Linked DNA regions of Homo sapiens: region 1 is linked to region 2. A link is a contact called in ENCODE Hi-C or POLR2A ChIA-PET data. All regions are on one chromosome and are shown on one strand. The core of a region is the stretch at or near the end of the contact, and the rest is flanking DNA. Distances in the headings are between cores, read along the strand shown. Region 1 overlaps MYOCD (myocardin). Region 2 overlaps MYOCD (myocardin).

Region 1 (3,778 bases), core at 442-2,941, 40 kb after region 2:
TCTGCTCACTGCAACCTCCCAGGTTCAAACAATTCTCCTGCCTCAGCCTTCCAAGTAGCTGGGATTACAGGTGCGTGGCACCACACCTGGCTAATTTTTGTATTTTTAGTAGAGATGGGGTTTCACCATGTTGGCAAGGCTGATCTCGAACTCCTGACCTCGTGATCTGCCCGCCTTGCCTAATGTTATTTTTCATCCCTAGAGGATTCACCTCAAGAGCAACGCAGGGCAGGTATTTACACAGGTTAACTGCTTTTCCTGACTTGTGTGGCCCTAGGATCAGGTGTATCAAAAGACATGAAGATCATCCTGGGCAGCATAGTGACACCTCATCTTTACAAAAAAATTTAAAATTAGCCAGGCATACTGGTGCATGCCTGTAGTCCTAGTTACTCGGGAGGCTGAGGCAGGAGGATCACTTGAACCCAGGAGTTTGAGGCTGCAGTAAGCTATGATCAAACCACTGCACACCAGCCTGGGTGACAGAGTGAGACCCTATCTCTCAAAAAAAGGAAAAAAAAGGCCAGGCGTGGTGGCTCATGCCTGCAATCCCAGCACTTTGGGAGGCTGAGCGGTGGTGGATCACCTGGGATCAGAAGTTCGAGACCAACCTGACCAACGTGGAGAAACCCCATCTCTACTAAAAATACAAAATTAGCTGGGCATGGTGACAGGCATCTGTAATCCCAGCTACTTGGGAGGCTGAGGCAGGAGAATCGCTTGAACCTGGGAGGTGGAAGTTGCAGTGAGCCAAGATCGCGTCACTGCACTCCAGCTTGGGCGATGAGCGAAACTCCATCTCAAAAAAAAAAAAAAAAAGACATAAGGCAAATTTCTAAAGTGCCAGGGATCTGAGTAAAAAAAATTAGTCATTCCAACATCTACCTATTATGCCATTTCCATAATAAAAGCATCTGATCGCTTTCCAGAGCAGTGAGTTCTGACTTTGGTTAGATAGTCCAATCAGTCTGTAGACTATGACATGCTAAATCTATGCAAATGTCTTTAGGCAACAGCTACACTGAAACTATAGCTACCTTTCTGTGTACGACTTTCTCCCTTAGGACACAAATTTTGCTTCAGTCTCTTCCAGGATGTCAGGAGGTAGTCTGTCCATGATTTAAAATAGCTTCTATTGCAGTGGACCGGGCCAGCTCACAGGTTGATAAGGAAGGAGGCGCATTTTCATATTCTACTTCATGGTTTCCTGCCCTTGGTGTGGGTCTTCACAGAAAGGTAACTAGGATTCCAATTATCTTGCTTTAATCTTGGCATTTTAAATGTTTATGCAAAGAAAGTACAGCTGACTCATTCATCTGATCACTTCCAAGAGGGAGAGGAGAGGCTCCGAGTCACCAGCCCAAGATCCCCAAGGGGCCAGTGCCCAGAGCCAGTCCTGCGAGCATAGCCAGAGGATGATGTCAGGGCTTCCCAAAGCAGGTCCTTGTCATCACAGCCCCGACGCGTCTGCAGGGACAATAGCCAGCACACCGCTCTCCATCAGCTCCCAGCCAGCCTCATGCTGGGGAAGATTGGAGCGGAGGCCCAGGGTCACACCACGGAGCCAGGAGACTTGGTCATTCCAGAGGCAGTCAGATAAGGTGACCTTTGTCCCTCTCTGCATGGGCTTGGCTTGAACCAGGAAGGAGAGGGAGTGGCATGCCAGCCTTTCCACCCACACTCCTCCTACTCTGAGGAAGGGCCGCCTTTGCTTTCCCAGAAGGAACCTCTCAGGACCAACCAGTTTTTCTGGTTCTGGAGTTGTGCTGACCTTTGCAAAGCTGACCAGAGGATAAACTGCCTCCCGGGTGGTCTGTTTATTTTTGATGATGTTAAACTTGAGACAAACAGATGCTCCTACCAAAAACAATAGCAACAATAGCAACAATAACAGCAAGAAATTATTAATCACTTACACGTCAGGAACTGGGCCCAGTGCTTTCCATATGTTATTACCTAATCCTCGAAACCCTGAAAGCTAGCTATTATGATGATGATTCCCATTTTATAGATGGGGAAACTGAGGCTCAGAGAGGTCAAATAACTTGCCAACTGTCACGCTATCCCTGAACTGGTAGAACCAAAAAGCAAACTCAAATGCGTCTGACTCCAGAACCCAGGGCCTTGTGGGCCACACCGAACACCACAGGAGGTGTTCATGCCAAAAGGAAGCCACTGCTATGTACTTACAGGAGCCCCTCCACTGTTAAGGTTTTTCCCATCAACAGCGACGAGCTAAGTCTATAGCTGTGTCTGGGCTCCCTGCCCTTTCCCTCATCTTCTGCCCTGGCAGTGGCAAATCTAAACCAGTCACTTGTAGCCCTGAAAGAGTGGTGATTGACAGGGGCCCCCATGGTGAGATCTTGTGGCCTGGACAGCGACCAGTGGTCCTCAGTGCAGCTGTCAGTATGTTCTAACTTGGCACATTGTGCTTTTTAGATACCGGAGAGGAGTCATATTTGGGGCCTTGGCACTCATCCTGGTTGTTTACGCAGGTGTAAACCCGTACGCGGGATGTAGTTCCATGCACTCATGGTTTCCTCATTTCATTGACTTAAGCAAGGGAGACTCCTACAAGCAATGTCTCTCCAGGGGTTGGCTCCTAAAATAGCCCTCTCCCCTGGCTGAAAGCACTTCTTTGTCATCCTCCCCAACCCAAGCATGCTAATGGCCACTCTATCATTTCTCGTCCACACGCCCCATCCTTTCATTGTCAGACGCGCCCCTCTCCCTTTCTGCTGTCCTGTCCACCGCTGACAGTCACTTCAGGCTCCATTCAATCCCACCTCCTCCGGGAGGCTTCTTGGACAACTTCGCATCGCTGTCTCCTCTCTGTAACCACCACCAGCACTCACCAGGCAGTCTGGCCCGTGACAGATTCTCTGATTGTGTCCCATCCAGATACAAGGATCTCCTTTCTCATGGTTTTCTGTCTCTTCTCTTAGCCATATCTTATCTGATCACACCTCAGCTTGTCTCTGCTCCTCTTAAAATGGGAAGGCTGGAGTTAAACGCAACAATTTAGGAATGCTCCGTCCAGCCCTGGGGAAAGGGGGATTGATTACCTACACCTTTATTCCAGATACTCAACTTCTAGACTTTTCGACATCATTCTTGTGCTTCGACCTGGGGTCACCAAATGCCAGGTGTCAGAGTGGAAAGGGCTGATTCACTGGTAGTAACTTCAGGGCTGCAACAATCTTTCCACCCCTTTACTGAGGCAAGTCCGAATTAAATTCATCGGGACTCTCCCTTCCCAGAATCTCCTGCCTTCTTTGTTCCTCAAAAGCAAGATGTCACAGTCAGTCCCTCAGATCTCAAAAATTCAGCTATTTTGTGGAATTCTGGAGACAGCCTTAGCATATGACCTATGTATACGAAGTAGGCTGGGCGCGGTGGCTCACGCCTATAATCCCAGCACTTTGGGAGGCTACAGCAGGTGGATCACGAGGTCAGGAGATCGAAACCATCCTGGCTAACACAGTGAAACCCTGTCTCTACTAAAAATACAAAAAATTAGCCAGATGTGGTGGCAGGTGCCTGTAGGACCAGCTACTTGGGAGGTTGAGACAGGAGAATTACTTGAACCCGGGAGGTGGAGGTTGCAGTGAGTCGAGATTGTGCCACTGCACTCCAGCCTGGGCAACAGAGCAAGACTCCATCTCAAAAAAAAAAAAACAACCAAATAGTAGAGATGTTGGTCATTTTCTGTGTTACCCCTGCCCTACCTATCCCCCAATCAACCAAGCAGGTTGATGATGTACCATAAACCATACAA
Region 2 (3,538 bases), core at 482-2,981:
CCGTCTCTACTAAAATACAAAAATTAGCTGGGCATGATGGCAGGCAACTGTAATCCCAGCTACTCAGGAGGCTGAGGCAGGAGAATCGCTTGAACCTGGGAGGCAAAGGTTGCAGTGGGCCGAGATCACACCACTGCACTCCAGCCTGGGTGACAGAGCGAGACTCAGTCTCAAAAAGTTTTTTTGAAAAAAATAATTAGAGCCTTTTGTAACACTATACACTAAAATTAATTCCAGATGCACTGAAAAGTTAAATGCAAATGTAAAAACCAAAACATAAATATATAAGGACATTTCAGTGATACATAATCTGGAGATGGAGAAGGTCTAAGTATACATCAAAGATAGAAATCATAAAAGAATATTCTAAGGGATTGCATATAGAGATGTTAAATGCCAAAAATCATCACAAGATTGAAAGGCAAACTAAAAAAACCAATGGAAATTCACAACATAGATGACTGACTATGTTTAATGTACTTCAAATATAAATAGATCTCCTAAGTCTATAAGGAAAAAAAAATCCCAGTGGAAAATCTGTCAAAGAATGTTATCAGACAGTTTGCAAAAGAAAAGATACTAATAGTAAAAAAATCTAAGAAAACATGTTTGACTCATTAAAAAATATAATGAGATACCATTGTTACTTATCAAATTAGCAAAGCTTTTTTCTTCTTCTTCAGTAGCATCATCCATTGTTAATAAGGTCGTAGTGAAGTTAAGACACTCCCATAGTCCTGGTAAGAGTACAAAATGGCTCATCTTTAATGAAGGAAAGAAAATTAAGTTTACAGGAAAAAGGGATTAAATAGATATTGAAGCATAATGAAATATTATGTGGCCATAGAGAATGAGAGTTCATATATACAAACCCACATAAAAAGTAAGAACATATTGAAAAAAATGGAAAAGCAAGGCACAAAATAGTATAAAAAATGGTCTCATTTTTGCATGTAGCATATTTGCTTATTTCGATTTCTCAAACATACTTCTTTTCTCAGAATTTCCTGGAATGTTTGTGAAAATGTATTCCCAGTCTACCTCGGACATACTAGACTATAGTCTCCAGGAAGGGGACGAGGGAAATTTGTGTTTATCAAGCCCCCCTAGGTGGTTTTTATATCAGGTAAATTGGGGAAATCCTGATCAAATCTAATGTAAACTCTTTCTTCAATTAATATTGAGACTGAGATCCAGCAAGGCTCTGGGAGCTGTCAAAAGCAATAGCTATTTAGTAGCAGAATGGGAACTAGAATTACGTGTGTATAATTCCAGATGAGCAATCCCTTTTTAAAGCCCCAAGCATATTCACTAATATTCTTAAATTTAACTCCCAACAACTTCCTAATCCCTTTGTAGACAGGTGGCAGAAGTTCTTAGCTCTATTGTTGCACATTCGGTAATGACCTTTCTTTGTTGATAGCGAATGGAAAGTTTTCCATTTTCACCGTTCCCTAGCAATGTCACATTTTCAAACAGTAGCTCAAAACTCTTTAAATAGAAAAGATCCATTTCTACTCTATCGTGACTCAGTAACAGCCACAGGATTCTTCTCAAACTTTCCTAAAAATGTCATCTTTGGGCTGGACTCAAGAGGAACATTTCAGCCAAGGAGACACATTTTCCACTCTGTGAAGAATGAGCGAGCATGGGGTTGGAACATAAAGTGTTTTGCAATCCTCAGAAAAGCAATACTTGTCATCAAAACCATGGCAACGTCTCCATGTGATGCCATCAGAGTCTGGGATCATTCAGGAGCCTCATTCTAATTGGAGACTTGGTCGGGGCCATCACCTGTGTTGGTCGGAACAGTCACCCAGCTGCCTGTTGGCTTCAGAAAGAAAACGGTACCCTACCTGACTGTTGCCATGGAGACACTATGGACAGTGATTCTGAGCTGAGCATCCCTTATGTTGAGTTACTAGGGGGCAGGTAGCATGAAACGTGCCTCATGTTCTAATGGCTTCTGATTCTTCATTTAAAAAGACATGCCCTTCACCCTCGCACCAAATGGAAGAAATACATTAAAACACAAGGTATAATATGACTAAAGTTACTGTTTTCTCATCCAAATATTAATAGTTCCATTTGGAACTTACACTCATGAGATAAAAGTTTAGAGTCCAAAATCATGGTTGGAAATTTGCCTGCCTAAGTTTATAACTCTATGGCCTTGGATGAGCTTTTATATCTTAGGAGCTATGACCAGGGGATAATAATACACACTCCTCAAGGACTATTGGGAGATTTCAATAGATGATTTATGTAAAACACTTCAGTCCCCAAGACTGGCACTTTTCAATTCTGTTAATAATCAGCCCCTTTCAACTTTCTTACTAGGAATTATCAGCATGAGAGAGAGAGGGAAAAGGAATAAAAGAAAGGAATAGGAAAGAACTGACCTGTAGTGAATTAATGACTCAGCTTCTTCTATTCACCTCATTTTGTGCCTTTTCCATCTCACTCGATGTGATGTGTTACTCCTGTGCCTTCAGTTTTCCCTTCATGTAAATGGCATAACCTCTTCTAAGGGACCATCACTCCTGGGCACAGCCAATGTTTCAGGCAGTAATGACTTTTTAAAAGGTATATGCTTGCATTCGCATCGCAACCTAAAGCTCCCTTTTCTTCTTTAGATTCTGCCATCCAGAAAATAGGTGGGCTTTCTTGTGAAGCAGCCATTATCGATACAATGCATAAAGGTCTTTGATAACCTTGTAGAGTTTAGAAAGTGGTAAGCTCATTAATGCCGTCCCAATAATCCTGAAGTTGTTAACTATTATTTGTTGTTAATATTGAGATTACAGCTATATACAGATGCTATCTATACAGAAGGCTGGGGCTCTTGGACATTGAGGATTATGACGCTTGGCAGACTCAAAGTTAAATCTATGTTTTCCGTTCCCAATGTCCTTGCCCCATCCTGTTGCTTCTCTTTGACATCAAGAAAGGCCTGCCCACCAGCAGCGGGCATGTGGCAGAGGTGACTGTCTAAGTAATAAGCAAAATGTCACAATGTCCTTCAATCCTGATATTTCCCTCCTCTTCAACCTGAAACTCTAAGGAGACCTATACAGCCGCACCTGGTTCTCCCTCTTCTGAGTGCCTCTGCTTTCTCTCCCAGGCACAGGTGAGTGAACTCTGCCAAGCTTCCTAACCCTCAATTTCCAAGAGCCCTGGCCCACCTATCTGTACATAGCAATAACCTTAATATTAACAACAAATAATAGTTAACAACTTCACAGGATTATTGGGAAGGCATTAGTGAGTTTATCACTTTCTAAACTCTGCACTCTCTGGTCGCAGCTCCCGTGTTGTGCAGAGATAGTATAGCTCCCATTCTTGAGTTGGAACCTAGTTCCAGCCCCGAGCTACAAGCGTGGAATCTAGTCCTGGTTCTCCACTATACTTGACCCACAAGTTTCTATGCATTTTTAAATAATTATTAAACAGTGGGCTGCTTCTCTGACTCAATAGGCTTCACACCTATTCTATGATTATAGAATATTAAGGGAACATATTTTCCCTTCTTTAGGAA

The links. A loop is a pair of places that touch in the nucleus more often than their neighbours do. ChIA-PET counts read pairs that join two places held with the same protein, here RNA polymerase II (POLR2A). Pooled maps may share reads with other maps.
Region 1: a loop to region 2 is called in a map of ascending aorta, with 7 times the contacts of the local background. The contact joins two enhancer-like sites. A Hi-C loop is called at or near these places in 18 of 168 maps with a recorded cell type or tissue (Right ventricle myocardium inferior, Right ventricle myocardium superior, aorta and 9 more) and 14 of 50 pooled maps. POLR2A ChIA-PET finds 5 or more read pairs at or near these places in 4 of 52 experiments (BJ, H1, OCI-LY7 and 1 more).

The regions. Positions count from the first base shown.
Region 1 is chr17:12,729,645-12,733,422 of GRCh38, forward strand. The region is part of intron 5 of MYOCD (myocardin); the gene reads left to right. Among named protein-coding and RNA genes, the nearest start is that of MYOCD-AS1, 25 kb to the left of the region's middle. Within about 2 kb of position 1,692, at least 13 of the 41 ENCODE cell types and tissues checked have a DNase peak (open chromatin) inside an H3K27ac peak, as active enhancers do; they include ascending aorta and tibial artery, where a contact is called at or near this core.
Region 2 is chr17:12,689,659-12,693,196 of GRCh38, forward strand. All of the region lies in intron 1 of MYOCD (myocardin), which reads left to right. All of the region lies in intron 2 of MYOCD-AS1 (MYOCD antisense RNA 1), which reads right to left. Among named protein-coding and RNA genes, the nearest start is that of MYOCD-AS1, 15 kb to the right of the region's middle. RefSeq lists an enhancer at 1,799-1,968. Within about 2 kb of position 1,732, at least 3 of the 41 ENCODE cell types and tissues checked have a DNase peak (open chromatin) inside an H3K27ac peak, as active enhancers do; they include ascending aorta and tibial artery, where a contact is called at or near this core.